Regions from separate parts of the Mus musculus genome. Here region 2 is linked to region 1. Evidence: chromatin contacts called from ENCODE Hi-C or POLR2A ChIA-PET data. All regions are on one chromosome and are shown on one strand. Each heading gives the region's core, a stretch centred on a gene start or an enhancer-like site at or near the end of the contact. The rest is flanking DNA. Distances are from core to core; before and after follow the strand shown.

Evidence for each region. A loop is a pair of places that touch in the nucleus more often than their neighbours do. ChIA-PET counts read pairs that join two places held with the same protein, here RNA polymerase II (POLR2A).
Region 2: a map of gastrocnemius shows a loop between it and region 1 (9-fold over the local background). The contact joins the promoter of Copz1 here to the promoter of Cbx5 in region 1. A Hi-C loop is called at or near these places in 8 of 37 maps with a recorded cell type or tissue (gastrocnemius, heart, left cerebral cortex and 1 more). POLR2A ChIA-PET finds 5 or more read pairs at or near these places in 5 of 5 experiments (Patski and embryonic stem cell).

The regions. Positions count from the first base shown.
Region 1 is chr15:103,235,147-103,242,359 of GRCm38, reverse strand. Cbx5 (chromobox 5) reads left to right here and starts at 2,508. Exons shown (of 5, transcript NM_001076789.2): 1 at 2,508-2,627. It overlaps Hnrnpa1 (heterogeneous nuclear ribonucleoprotein A1), which reads right to left and starts at 1,963. Exons shown (of 11, transcript NM_001039129.4): 1 at 1,832-1,963; 2 at 1,164-1,280; 3 at 768-914; 4 at 247-457; 5 at 62-154. The coding sequence starts at 1,846.
Region 2 is chr15:103,268,308-103,275,520 of GRCm38, reverse strand. It overlaps Copz1 (coatomer protein complex, subunit zeta 1), which reads right to left and starts at 2,633. Exons shown (of 9, transcript NM_019817.2): 1 at 2,580-2,633. The coding sequence starts at 2,597.

The DNA.
Region 1 (7,213 bases), core at 1,259-3,758:
CATTAGGCTAACCCATAGTAATTCATGCTGGCGCCCACAATCTAACCAAAAATTAACGCACCTCTCTGACTGGATGAAGCACTAGCCATCTCTTGCTTCGACAGAGCCTTTCTTACTTCACAGTTGTGGCCATTCACAGTATGGTATTTCTGAACTAAGAGAAAAAGGTAGATTCAGGACTGTAAAAAAAAAAAACACAAGAGGACTCCAGAGTCATTAAGGAACACGTAGTCCTCTGATACTTACTAACAATCTTATCCACAGAGTCATGGTCATCAAAGGTAACAAAAGCAAAGCCCCTCTTTTTCCCACTGCCTCTGTCAGTCATAATTTCTATCACTTCAATCTTCCCATACTGCTCAAAATAATCTCGTAGGTGATGTTCTTCAGTGTCTTCTTTAATACCACCAACAAAGATCTTTTTCACAGTTAAGTGGGCACCTGGTCGCTGAGAATCCTAAAAAGGAAAAATGACTTCAGTTATTTAGTAGTAGCAGTTTCTAAATGACTGGGAAGGTGTGGTGGCCCACCCCCCCCTTTTTTTCAGAGACAGGGTTTCTCTATATATCCCTGGCTGTCCTGGAACTCACTCTGTAGACCAGGCTAGCCTCGAACTCAGAAATATACCTGCCTCTGCCTCCGGAGTGCTGGGATTAAAGGCGTGTGCCACCACCTCCAGGCCCTCGCCTTTAATACCACTTGGGGGGGATCTCCCAATTGAGGACTGCCCCAATCATAGTCTCAGGTTAAAGAGAAAAACCACTCACTTCTCTTGAGACAGCTCTCTTAGGTTCCACAACTCTTCCATCCACCTTGTGTGGTCTTGCATTCATGGCAGCATCCACTTCTTCCACAGTGGCATATGTGACAAACCCAAAGCCCCTGGATCTCTTGGTGTTTGGATCTCTCATTACCTGTTTAGAGTTAATTCAATCAATACACTGCCTGATCTCAGAATCAAAAGCCATTCCTAGTCTGATCAAGGCAAACATGAAACTTCAGAGTGGGGGGGTGGAAATGTAAGCTTCTTACAGATCTGAAGAAAGCCCCAGATTTTTTTTTACCATCCCATTAGTTAACTTCACAAAACAATTTAGCTAAGAAGCAGCAGATTAAATCGGAAGAAATAAGCCAGCTCTTCCTTTTGTTTCTTTTAATCTTACCACACAGTCTGTTAGTGTTCCCCATTGCTCAAAATGGCTCCTCAGACTCTCGTCGGTTGTTTCGAAGCTCAGCCCTCCGATGAAGAGCTTCCGCAGCTGTTCTGGCTCCTTGGGAGACTAAAGTGGAGGAGGGAGTGTTTAGCGGAGGGGCTGGAACCTGGGAAAATGAATCAACACCCCGCAACAACACATGCTACACTTTTTTATTGTTCTTTATTACTGCACGAGACCACGTGCTCCTTCCTAGGCTAGGAGGTGCTGCTGGGGATTCACTCGAGTTGCACGCAGCGCATGCGTCCTTACTTTTACTTCATACGCACGCGCAACAAAGGGCACAGGTTAGTCGGGTCCATCCCCATTAAGACTTAATATCTCTTTAACAAGCGATTGTTAGACCAGAATGGGGGAGGGGAAGAAAAGGCCACACTCCCCAGATCATTAGTCTGTGAAGTTTGCCACAAGGAACAGTGCATGGACGTTAATGGCGGTCGGATCGCAGCCTCATGGTGACTATGAGGACAAAATGGCGACCTGCATTTTTTTAAAGTAGGCCTCAGCACTAATCGATAAAACACCGAAACCACGGGTGCGAGCAGCAAAACACGTCACATCCCGCTATATTCAGTAAGTGTGGAAGAAAGAGAAGCTGCAAAGCGCATCCAACTTACCTCGGACTTAGACATGACGGTAGAGTTACGAGAGCCTTCAGCGATGCTTCCTCGGCAGCGTCAAAGAGCAGAAAGGAATACGATAACGAACGTGCCCGCCAGCCTACCTTCTGCTCGCCCTTTTATCCCGCCTCCTCGCTCTCGGTATTGGTAGACTCCGCCCTTACTTGAGTCTTATTGGAGATTTGAAATTATTCCCTCCCACCATTGGCCCGTGAAGACGCCCTGCTAAGAAACGGCATCCGTTTGGGCGTTCTATTCAGACTCCGCCCCTTTGAGTCACTGATGCCCCAAGGGATCTTATCCTTAATCGCATTGATTGGCTAACTAGCCAGTCACTTATATTTGAATGTATTCACGTCTTTTAAATGCCTTTCATAACTTTCCCACACCCGAACATTACAAACTCACTCGTCAAAGGACCGCACGCTACAAAGTAGCTCACCGCGACTTTTCCCAGCCACTCCCTATAAGGCGCATGTGTAATAAAAATGGCGAGTTCACGCCGGCGCACTACGATGTTCCGCCTGCTGCCTGGAACACGTGAAATGGCGGGCGGGAGAGGGTTGTGAACCTAGGCGCCTGCGTAGTGGCGGGACCAGCGTCCAGTTTTGCGCAGGCGTTTTGGGCGGAGAAAAGGTCCAAGCCCAGGATTGGTTGCGCAGGCGCAGGGAAGGATCCGTTTTGGCGGGCGGTTGGCATTGCGCAGAAGGCGGCGGTAGCGGTGGCTTGTGGTGCCGCTTTACCACAGAGGAACCGTGCAGGCCTTAGCGTGAGTGATCACTTTAGATCTTGGGTAAGTGGCAGAGTCTCGTCTACCCGTACGAGATCTTGAACCCGCTCCCATTGCACCGGTTATTGTACGAAATGAATGGACCGCTGAACTGGTGGGGGGGGGGGTGGACGACGACAGTGAAGGGGCCGCGACGGGTCGGGCCAGCCAATAGGACAACTGGGGCGGGATGTTTTATCCTTGCAGGTTCTGTGAAGCTGCCTTGCCGAAGCATTTGACTGGCGAGCCTATAGGCCAATTGGGTTTTCCTATAGCTGCCTACCGATCGGTCCTTGGGCCATCGGAATGTGGGAGGCGGGTTTTTCTCGCCTGAGTTGCGTCTCTCCGAGCCAATGAGCCCCAAGCGCGCGATTGGCCGGCCTTCCCCAAGAGGCAGAGGCTGGACTCCTGTGGGGAGCGCGGGAGTTGGCTGGTTAAATTCTTAGAGCAAGCCAGGAGTCACTAGAAAGACAGGATTCCCCCCTCCCCCCCCCAATAAAGCTTACTCTTGCATTTGTGGGGGCGAGTATTTTAACTTAAAATGACTCCTATAACTAAGGCATTCATTCTGTATATTACCTTAGGGAAAACATATGTTTTCTTGTGGCCCTTGAGTTAATCATTTTTCTTGTAGTTTTTGGTACGTTCCTCCCTTCACTTGAGACTTTGGAGAACGTGCCTTTAGTCTTTGAAAACTTTTAAGAGAAGAATATTGAAATTTTGAATGAGATGACTTAGGTAAAGTACTTGCAATGAAAAGCATCCAAGAAAAATAGACTTAACCACTAGCACCCATTTCCAGGGACACTGTATTTGTATTTCTATCTCTATGAAAGTTTTTGAGAGTTACATGTCAAAAGTCAAAACGTGTTGCTTCTATGGAAACAGTGGGGCCAAGGCCTGTATGTTTGAGGGATAATTGTCATTGATGAAATAATGAAAACCTTAATAAAAATAGACACATTTGGTTTTTTGTTTGTTTGTTTTGTGTCATCATGTACTTGTCACCACCATTCATGTTCCCAATTCTTTTATCTGAATCTCTTCTCCGAAGAACATTTTTCTCCCCTAACATTCAAGATACTCTAAGCTCCTATTTCTGCTGTTCATTTGAGGATGTCTGGTGTGGGGTGAAAAAGCTGATTCATTTAGGAGGTATTTAGGGTGTTGGGGACAGAAGACTCCACCATATCTTGAGTTGTTATTCATTGTTTTGATTCCATATATTTTTGTATTTTCTCTGCAATTTTGTTGGTGTTGATAATACCCACACTTCTCAGAGTATCTAGACAAATGTATAATTTCCATTTATTATCTGTGTCTGTTGATTTATTTATAGTCTTTGAGGTAGAGGTACCTCATTGTGATAAGAAAATTCCAGCCTGGCGTTAGTGGTCATTGCCTTTAATCCTAGCAGGAAGATGGATATCTGTTTGAGGCCAGCCTCCTGGTCCATGTAGTGAGTTACTTGACAGCCAAAGCATAATCAGACCCTGTCTCAAAAACGAAGAAAAGAAAGAAAAGAAGATAGTTTCATACTTTTTACAAAAGACTGATGATGCCGGGTGGTGGTGGTGCACGTCTTTGATCCCAGCACTCGGGAGGCAGAGGCAGGCGGATTTCTGAGTTTGAGGCCAGCCTGGTCTACAAAGTGAGTTCCAGGACAGCCAGGGCTACACAGAGAAACCCTGTCTCGGGGGGTGGGGGGGGGGGGACGGACGGACTGATGATTTCAATTTAGTTTTCTGTTTTATGTCTCAGGCTGGCCTCACATGAAGAGATCTACCTGTTGGTGCTATCATGCTTGACAGGTTTTTTTTTTTGTTGTTGTTGTTTTTTTTTTTTTTTTTTGGGTTTTTCGAGACAGGGTTTCTAAGTATAGCTCTGGCTGTCCTGGAACTCACTTTGTAGACCAGGCTGGCCTCGAACTCAGAAATCCACCTGCCTCTGCCTCCCAAGTGCTGGGACTAAAGGCGTGTACCACCACCGCCTGGCGCTTGACAGGTTTTAGTGATGTTTCTAATGAATAGAGATTTCCATAGTCACTGGCACTTTAAAAAGGACAAACATATTATACAACCATTAGCTGCTTATTTACACTAACAGTGCAACTTCAGTACTGAGCTCTAAAGTGATAGTGGACTCACGGCATCTACCTAGATATGGTTCAGAATATTTTTTTTTCCTTCCAGACATGGTTTCTCTGTGTAGCCCTCATTCTGTAGACCATGCTAGTCTTGAACTCAGAGATCCGCGAGCCGCTTGTTCTCGAGAGTGCCGGGATTAAAGGCGTGAGCCACACTTGCTCAGTCTCTGCTTTCTTCCTTTCCTTTCAGTGTTTCAGTTTTGTTTTTTTTTTTTCAAATTTTTATTAGGTATTTTCTTCATTTACATTTCAAATGCTATTCTGAAAGTCCCCCATACTTCCCCCCCAGTGTTTCAGTTTTAAAACAATACCAAAAATGTAAAAATGAATAATAAAGTCTTCCTCTAAAAGGGCTAATGCTAGAATTTATCATTTTCAGACATTTAGCAGTTAGCAAAGCATGGAGGAAATGACCGCCCACCACCACAACCACCACCACCTTGTCTTGGAGTACTCTTTAATAAATGGACCATTAATCCTGTTTTTCCTCTGGTATAGATTAGTTTCTGGGTCTTGAGGTTAAAAAGGGAAATTTTACCATTTCTTAGAGAGTGAACATAGGATTATGGCCAACCTGTATGCTTTGTGAGTTTCAGGTCAGCAGGGCCTACTCTGTCTTATAAATGAATAGGACTGATTACATCTTCAGTGTATGTGACTTGTTTTTTAAAAAAAGGCAAGTAAGGGGCTGGGTATGTAGCCCTATCTTAGATGTTCTTAATTTTGTAGCAGATATAGGCCCATCCTGACATTCTTGGGTTTTTTTTTTTATTTTTTTGGACAATGTTTCTCTGTGTATGGGCCTTGGCTGTCCTTCAACTAGCTCTACAGGTTAGGCTGACCTCAAATCCATAGAGATTACCCCTGCCTCTGCCTTCCAGGTGTTGGGATTAAAAATCATGTGTCACCATGCCTGGTGTTGTCATTTTTTTTTTTTCGGAATATTTCAGATTCTGTCTCTCTCTCTCTCTTTTTTTTTTGGTTTTTCGAGACAGGGTTTCTCTGTAGCCCTGGCTGTCCTAGAACTCACTTTTGCCTCTGCCTCCGGAGTGCTGGGACTAAAGGTGTGTGCCACCACGCCCGGCCAGATTCTGTCTCTTAATAGTTGTTTGTTTGTTTTAAGATTTATTTTATATATGTGAGTACACTGTCCCTGTCTTTGGACACACCAGAGGAGGTGTATCAGAACCCGATACAGATACCTGTGAACCTCCATGTGGTTGCTGGGAATTGAACTCAGGACCTCTGGAAGAGGAGTCAGTGCCCTTAAGTGCTGAGCCATCTCTCTAGCTCTCTTTATAGTTTTGTTTTGCTTTTTTTTTTAAATACTGTCTTTTTGTTTGTTTGTTTTTTAAAACAAGGTCTCTCTTGTCCATGTTATCTTGAACTCATTATGTAGCCCAGTTTGGTCTTGATTTGAAAGAATCCTCCTCCTGCCTCAGTCTCTCAAGGGATGAAGTTACAGGTATGACCCCACCATACCAGACTCTTTGAGCCTATCTGTCTGTTTGGTAAAATGTTTCACCAAACAAGCATATGAAGTACAGAGTTCTCATCTGTAATGTATTCATTTTCTTAAAAATCAGGTCAATTTCAAGGTTGTACGTATGGTTGGTAGAATTCTGGTCTACCATGCCTGGAGTCCCTTACTAGGGAATAAACCTGGCATGGTGGTGCTGACCTGCAATCTCAGCAGTAGGGATGTAATGGGAAGAGGACCAGTCAAGTCCATTCTCAGCTACATAGCAAGTTGAGGGCCATTCCACACTCTTATGATAGTCTGGCTCAAATCCACCCCCTCCCTCAACAGACACACAAAAGAGAGAAAATAGGACAGTTCCCATTGATCAAATTCATAGGTACTTACAGATCTACAGTCAGTTTTTTGTTTTTGGTTTTTCAAGACAGGGTTTCTCTGTATAGCCCTGGCTGTCCTGGAACTCTGTAGACAAGGCTGGCCTTGAACTCAGAAATCCGCCTGCCTCTGCCTCTGAGTGCTGGAATTAAAGGCGTACACCACCACGCCTGGCCACTAATGTTTTAAAGGTCTGAAATAAGCACTCCTGGTTTAATGTGCTAAGAAAACAAAACTTAGTCTAGGCTATGTTAGCACATGCCTTTGATCCCAGCACTTGGGAGACAGAGGCAGGCAGATCTCTGAGTTTCAGGTTAGCCTGGTCTACATAGTGAGTTCCAGGACAGCCAGGGAGGTACAAGAGAAATCCCATGTTGAAATACACCCCCCCCCAAAGAAGAAGAAGAAGAAGAAGAAGAAGAAGAAGAAGAAGAAGAAGAAGAAGAAGAAGAAGAAGAAATAAACTTCCTGCTTATATGTTCTTTTCCAATGTGATGGTTAATAAGTGTGATAAGTATTTCTCTGTGGTAGGGACATTTTACTAATAATCACTGACATTTTGAGGCTATCACATTGAAAATTCTGGGAGGCTAGTGAAGTGTTTTAAGA
Region 2 (7,213 bases), core at 1,384-3,883, 33 kb before region 1:
CTGATCTACACAGCAAGATCCAAGCAAGGCAGGACTACATAATGACACCCAGTTTCCAAAAAAAAAAAAAAAATCATTAAATAAAGTTGGAAAGAACATAGGGGAAAAAAAAAGACAACAGTTTAATCGTCAAGAACTTTAAAAATCAGCACAAAAACTAATACCTGTAGGTTTGGTTTGTTTGTTTATTGAGACAGGGTCTCTCTCTACATAGCTTTGACTGTCTGGGAACTTGCTAAGTAGACCAGGCTCACTTCAGACTCTCAGACATCCACCTGCCTGTGCCAACCAAACACTGAGATTAAAGGTGGGAGCCACAATCCATAGCTCCCTGTAGGTATTTTACCATCAACAAAAACTTTATACAACCCATGGCTGAAAGGAAAATTCTGCAAACTGAAGAGGTGCAAGAACCTACAGAAACCTCAGAAACCTGGTGACTCTGGGATAAGACAAATTCAAACCCAGCCCAAGCTACATAATGAGACTGTCTCAAAAAAAAAAAAAAAAAAAAAATTTGTTCTGAGAGAACAAGGAAACAAAACTGGAACGGGGTTTTGGCACTGCCCTTCCTTAGAAAGAGCCTTTTCCTACAGCTCTGCTTCCCTAAACCCAGTACATTAAGGTGCTAGTGACAAAGGCTCAGTATAGTTTTAAAAGTAAAGGTGAGGGATATGCAGGCAAGTTAGCAAGGGTCTGTTACTACATGCAGCTGGTTAGCTCAGCTGCAAGGGGGAACAATGAGGAAGAAGCAGGCTGAGAGATACCACACAGTGCAAGAAAGAGAGAAAATGACACAGAGATTTCCCCATACAACCTCAGCTCTCCTAGTGCTGGGGTCAAACACAGGGCTTTTAAAGATAGCTAGACCATATGCTCTTAGCATTTACACCCAGCCCAACAGAACCAATGGGAAAGGAGTTCCCCAAGTACCATTTTCCTCACTCTTTAAGCTGGTTCCACTAAATTACATTAATTTTGGTTTTATGAGACGAGGTCTTATTTTGTAACCCAGGCTGGCCTCAAACTAGCAACAATATAGCCTCAGCCTGAGTGCTGGGGTTACAGGTGTGAGCAACCACACCTGATTAAGAAGACCAAAAACATCCAAGGAAACTAGTTTCACAGACTCTATCCACATCGTCACAAGATTTTTAAAAACTCATTGACCGGTATAGTAAATACTTGAACTACTCAATACATTAAACATTTTGCTTCAACTTGTCCAACACATATGATGAGAATAAATTCTCTTTGACATTTGCAAGAAGGAAAGTAAGGAGGTTTGAACAGATAGGTCAGTGGTTAAAGTGCTTGTCATACAAATAAGAAAACCAAAGTTCAAATTCCCACATAAATGCCAGGTGAGTATAGATGTCTGCCCTGGCTACGTGGCAAAGTTGATTCCAGTCAGACCTACATGAAACTCTCAGTGAGAAAACTAAAACAAGTTGATGTGGTGGCACATACCTCTAGTCTCCGAATTTGGAGGGTAGAGGTAGGTGGTCCTCTGTGAGTCTGAGGCCAACATGGCTTACATAATGAGTAGCTAGGGCATCAGGAAAGGGAAAGGTAGAGAGGGACCCTGTCTCAAAAAACTTTTTTTCCTTTAAAGAAAGAAAGAAGAAAAAGCTTTTTTTCTTTTACTGACAAGAGTTTGATATGTACACTTACAAGGAATATAAATGAAAACAGGAGCTAAGGAAGACTCTTAGAAACAATCCTGGAGTCCAACTAAAGGAAAGAAGCTGGGAGTTAAATTCCTACACTAACACACAGACACAGGTAGGCAGACTCATGGGTCTCTAAACTGCTGGCCAGTGTCTTGAAAGAAATGCTCTGATCCTGTTCTAGGGGGCAGAACAAGCAGAAAGGATCAAGGGACAAGAGAGTTAAATGCACTTCTATAATCACAATTCTCATGTAAGCAAGAAGGCTGAAATGGATCTTACAGTATGAGTTCCTAAAGTCTGAAGGAGGGGAGAGTAGGAGAGAAGAATAAGGAGTCAGAAAAAGATATTCCAAAATCTATACTAGCTCTACCAAGTATTCCTGAACCTGGATGGAATGCTGACTCTCAATCATGACAGAATTACATACTAAGGATTAACAGGAAAATAAAAACAAGTTTTGTAAAGGAACAGGACATGGAATTGCCAAAAGGTAGTCGAATTCTGACCACCACCAGGAGGATCTGGGACTGACAAAACACCTCTCTTCTGCCATTGCAACTTGGGGGACTAGAATATGAGGGTTTGGGGAAACTCAAGTAGGTATGATCCACAACAAAAACCATCGGGGAGAACTTGAAAGACACCCCTCCAGCGCAATCAGAATTCTCCTAAGGACCCTGCATGTTCTCTTCAACTTTGCCACCGACTCCTGCTCTCTTGCCGGCAAGGCTTCCTACTCTATACCGCGGCTCTAGCTCCCATTGTAGGCCACACTTGCATTGCACAGATAGCGGGAGCTTTGGCCCCCGAGGCCTGCCCGGAACCCTCTCCCGGCCCCAGCTGATGAGCCCCACCTCCCGGACCCCCTGGACACCACAACGGAGCCACTGGCCCTCCAGCTCCTACCAAAATCAGCGCCTCCATCTTGCCCGTAGCTGCTGCCGACGTGGAGTCGCACAAGCGACGTCACCGCTGATTGGCCCTGAGTCTTCGCTAGGTCCCGCCTCAAAGAGGCAACATTGGGTGAAGATGAGCCAGCCTTCGCGTCTTGACCAGTCAGCGTAGTCACTCGCTTCACGGAAGCCAACTGTCCAGCCAGAAGAGGCAGCTGTTAGATTGTCACCCGGAATTTTCAATGAAAGGCCAAAACCTCAGCACTGAAGGGGCGGGAGGATCATTGAGGGCGGTGTTGTTTCCATGGGGAACGGAGGAAGCGATTGTTACTTTGCTATTGGTAGGAGGAAGCCACGTGATTCTGTCAGCCTCCAATTCGCACTCGCTATAGGGGGTGCTATGTGTAGCCCTTAACATTAGCCTTGCTGAGAAGCCCTACCCGAATACAGATTCCCATCGCCACCATTAGGATATCCACAGCTGTAGTGTCCTTGGGTCATTTCAACAACCTCGGAAAGTTCACCAAGTTAGCTATAGGCAGCCAAGCGTTAACTACACAAACCAAGGTCTCGAGAAGTATATCCCAGGATATACACGTGTGGCATGCACACATACCCAATAAATATATATTTTTTTAAGATTTATTTATTTCATTTATATGAGTACACCGTAGCTGTCTTCAGACACACCAGAAGAGGGCATCAGATCTCATTACAGCTGGTTGTGAGACACCATGTGGTTGCTGGGAATTGAACCCAGGACCTCTGGAAGAGAAAGCACCCAATGTTCTTAACCACTGAGCAATCTCTCCAGACCACCCCCCTCAATATTTTTAATGTAATTTACTTAAAAAAAAAAAAAAAACTGTGGGGACTGGAGATATGGCTCGGTAGTTAAGAGCTCATATTCGATGGGCAGTGGTGGCACATGTTTTTAATCCCAGCACTTGGGAGGCAGAGACAGGCGGATTTCTGAGTTTGAGGCCAGCCTGGTCTACAAAGTGAGTTCCAGGACAGCCAGGGCTATTTAGAGAAGCCCTGTCTCGAAAACAAAAACAAAAAAAAAGAGCTCATACTCTTCGTGTGGAAGACCTGAGTTCAGTTGCCAGCTCCTATGCCCCGTTGCTCAGCTTCAGAGAATCTGCTGCCCACTGCCCACTTTCTGTCTGGGAGTTGAGTACAGGAGACCTGCACTTTGATGGACAACGTTTTCCCACTTTGGTTCAATTTGAAATAGGATATCAAGGCATTGGAGATTAGAGCGAATGGAAAGAAAGCTATCAGCTTCTGACCCCCAGAACAATAAGAGTTACAAGGCCAGAGATCATTAGCCTTTGACCTCCATCTTATGCTGTGTCCCACCTCAGTACCTGACCCTACCAGGGCTGGCCCCCCTACACCTCTCCGTGATCTCTGCATCAGTTCCTACCTCCAGGTTCCTGCCCTGCCTGAGTTCCTGTAGTTCCTGTCCTAACTTCCTTCAATGATGAACAGCCATAGGGAAGTGTAAGCCAAATAAACTCTTTTCTCCCTAACTTACTTTTTTGGCCATAGTGCTTCATCACAGCAATAGAAACCCTAAAGTCAGTATATCTGTGCACCCTTTACATACCTGGTACCTGTGGAGGCCAGAAAATGATATCAGATCCCATTGAACTGGAGTTGCAATGGGATTGTGAGCTGCTATTTGGGTTCTGGGAATCAAACCCGGGTACTCTGGAAGAGCAGCCATAGTTGTTAAAGGATGAATCCTCTCTCCTGTCCCAGTGGCGGGCATTGTTCTTGCTTTGGCAGATTAATGATAATAATAACATTTTTCTGCCCATTTATTATGTGCTAAGCATAATGCTCAACCATTCAATTATTTATTGTTTAATATAACTGGTGGGGTTGTTTGTTATAGTTGAATTTTTGTTTTTAATATTTTTATTATTTCAGAGTTCCATGCAATGTACTTTGATCACATTCAGAACCTCCAATTCCTCTCCTCAATTCCTCCTAGATCTACCTTTGTACACCCCAACTTCATGTCTTTTGTTTTGTTTTGTTTTTTCTTTGTTTTGTTTTGTTTTTTGGTTTTTGGTTTTTGGAGACAGGGTTTCTCTGTGTAGCCCTGGCTGTCCTGGAACTCACTCTGTAGACCAGGCTGGCCTCGAACTCAGAGATCCGCCTGCCTCTGCCTCCCAAGTGCTGGGATTAAAGGCATGCGCCACCACACCCGGCATGTCCAGTTCTTTTGTTGTGGTTTTGGTTTGGGTTTTTTGAGACAGAATCTCTTTCTAGCTCTAGCTGTCTTGGAACTGACTCTGTAAACCAGGCTGTTCTTGAACTCACATAGATCTATCTGCCTTTGCCTCCCGAGTGCTGGAATTAAAGCCACCACTATCCAACTTTGTTTTTGTTTTTTAATAAGCCATTAACGTCTGTTCATGCTGTTCATATATTTCTGGATATAGGATCCTCTTTTGGAGCATAGTGTTGCTTTTTTGAGACAAAGTTTCACTCTAGCTGAGACAGGCTCAAACTTCCCATAATCCTCCTACCTCAGTTTCCTGAGTGCCCGGGTTACAGGTGTGAGCCAACAATTGACACATTTTTCTAAGAATCTCATAGAGTTTGATGATGATGACAGTCTATTATTATTTTGTTGTTGTTGTTGTTATGATTTGGCCAGACTGTCCTGCACCTCTTCTAATTCTATTTGAAAGGCTAAAACAGGAAGATCACTTGAATCCAGGAGTTTAAGAGTAGTCTGAGTCGGGGCAGTGGTGGCGCACGACTTTAATCCCAGCACTTGGGAGGCAAAGGCAGGCAGATTTCTGAGTTCGAGGCCAGCCTGGTCTACAGAGTGAGTTCCAGGACAGCCAGGACTACACAGAGAAACCCTGTCTTGAAAAAAAAAAAAAAAGAGAGAGAGAGTAGTCTGGACAATAGAGTAGGACCCTCCTTCTTGAGCAAAAGAGAGACGGGTAGTTTTCGATATAGCTTAACTTAACTTGGTAATATGCTCGCCCACCATTCACAGAGCCCTGTGTTTTAGCCTCATGGAACCAGATACCTCTAATCTTAGCACACTGGACGTGGATACGAGAGGGTCAGAAGTTCAAGTTAGTCCTCAGACACACACTGAATATGAGGCCAGCCTGAAGCACATGAGATCTTGCCTCAAAGGAAAAAATAATACAAGGCTGGACATGGTGCCCATATCTTTAATCTCAGCACTTGGGAGGCAGAGGCAGAAAGATCAGGTACTGAAGGCCGGCTTTAGCTATGTAACAAGTTTCACACCAGTCTGGGCTAACTGAAACCCTTTAGAACAGTGGACCTCAGCTTTCCTAATGCTTGCTGGGATTACAGGTACGTGTCATCAACCTCTGGCAAGGAGGATTTCTCTTTTAAATGCTAAAAAATCATTCTCAAGGTAAAAAGAAAAAAAAGAAAAGAAAAGAAAAGAATAAAAGAAAAAACCCAACAACCAAAAAGGAAAGTACTTTTTTTTTAAAGTTTGAAGTAGATGATTATTACATCCATTTTTCAGATGAGAAATAGAACCCAGAGAAGCTGTTAGTTGGCAGCATACATCTGAGGTCTGAAGACCTTGTCCTAAAACCATTTTCTTGACCAGACCATAGCCCTCTAATCCCTGCTGCCTGCGAAGCCGAAGAAGAAGAATAAGGAGTTAAGACTGTCTGAAAAACTTTGTGAGCATTCCCCTGCCCTGCTTTTATGTTTGTTTCTTTGTTTGAGACACAGAGTCTCTAGCAGCATAGGATGACCTTGACTTTGCTGTATGATAGAGACTGCATTTGAACTTCTGATCCTCTTGCCGGAGCTTCCTGAGTGAGATGATAGCCATCTGCCAACCACACACCACAGCATACTTCCCTCATTTTTTTTTTTAAATTACTGTCTGCTGGGTGCACACCTTTAACTCTAGCACTTAGGAGGCAGACATGGATGGATCTCTGTGAGTTCGAGACCAGCCTGGTTTACATATTGAGTTCCCAGACAGCCAGAGCCATAAAATAGGATCTTGTCAAGACAGGAAGAAAGAAAGAAAGAAAGAAAGAAAGAAAGAAAGAAAGAAAGAAAGAAAGAAAGAAAGAAAGAAAGAGAGAGAGAGAGAGAGAGAGAGAGAGAGGGAGGGAGGGAGGGAGGGAGGGAGGGAGGGAGGGAGGGAGGGAGGAAGGAAGGAAGGAAGGAAGAAAGAAAGAAAGAGAACAAAGAAACAGAAAAAAAGAAAGGGGGCACAGCAGAGTGGCTCAGTGAGTAAAGGTGCTTATGGCACAAGCCTTGTTACCTGAGTTTACCTCCAGAACTCACAGAAAGAAGAGAAATGACTCCAAAAGTTTGCTCTCTCTCTCTCTCTCTCTCTCCCTTTCTCTCTCTCTCCCTCTCTCTCTCTCTCTCTCTCTCTCTCACACACACACACACACACACACACACACACCCCTCCATGGAGAAAATGTCTCACTTTCTAGCACAGACTGTCCTGGAACTTGCTATGTAAACCAGATTAGCCTTGAACTCACAGAGATCCACCTGCCTCTGCCTCTGCCTCCTGAGTGTTGAGATTAAAGATGTATACCACCATGTCTGGTCACAAGAATAATTTTTAGATTTTGGGGTTTTTTTTGTTTTATCTTT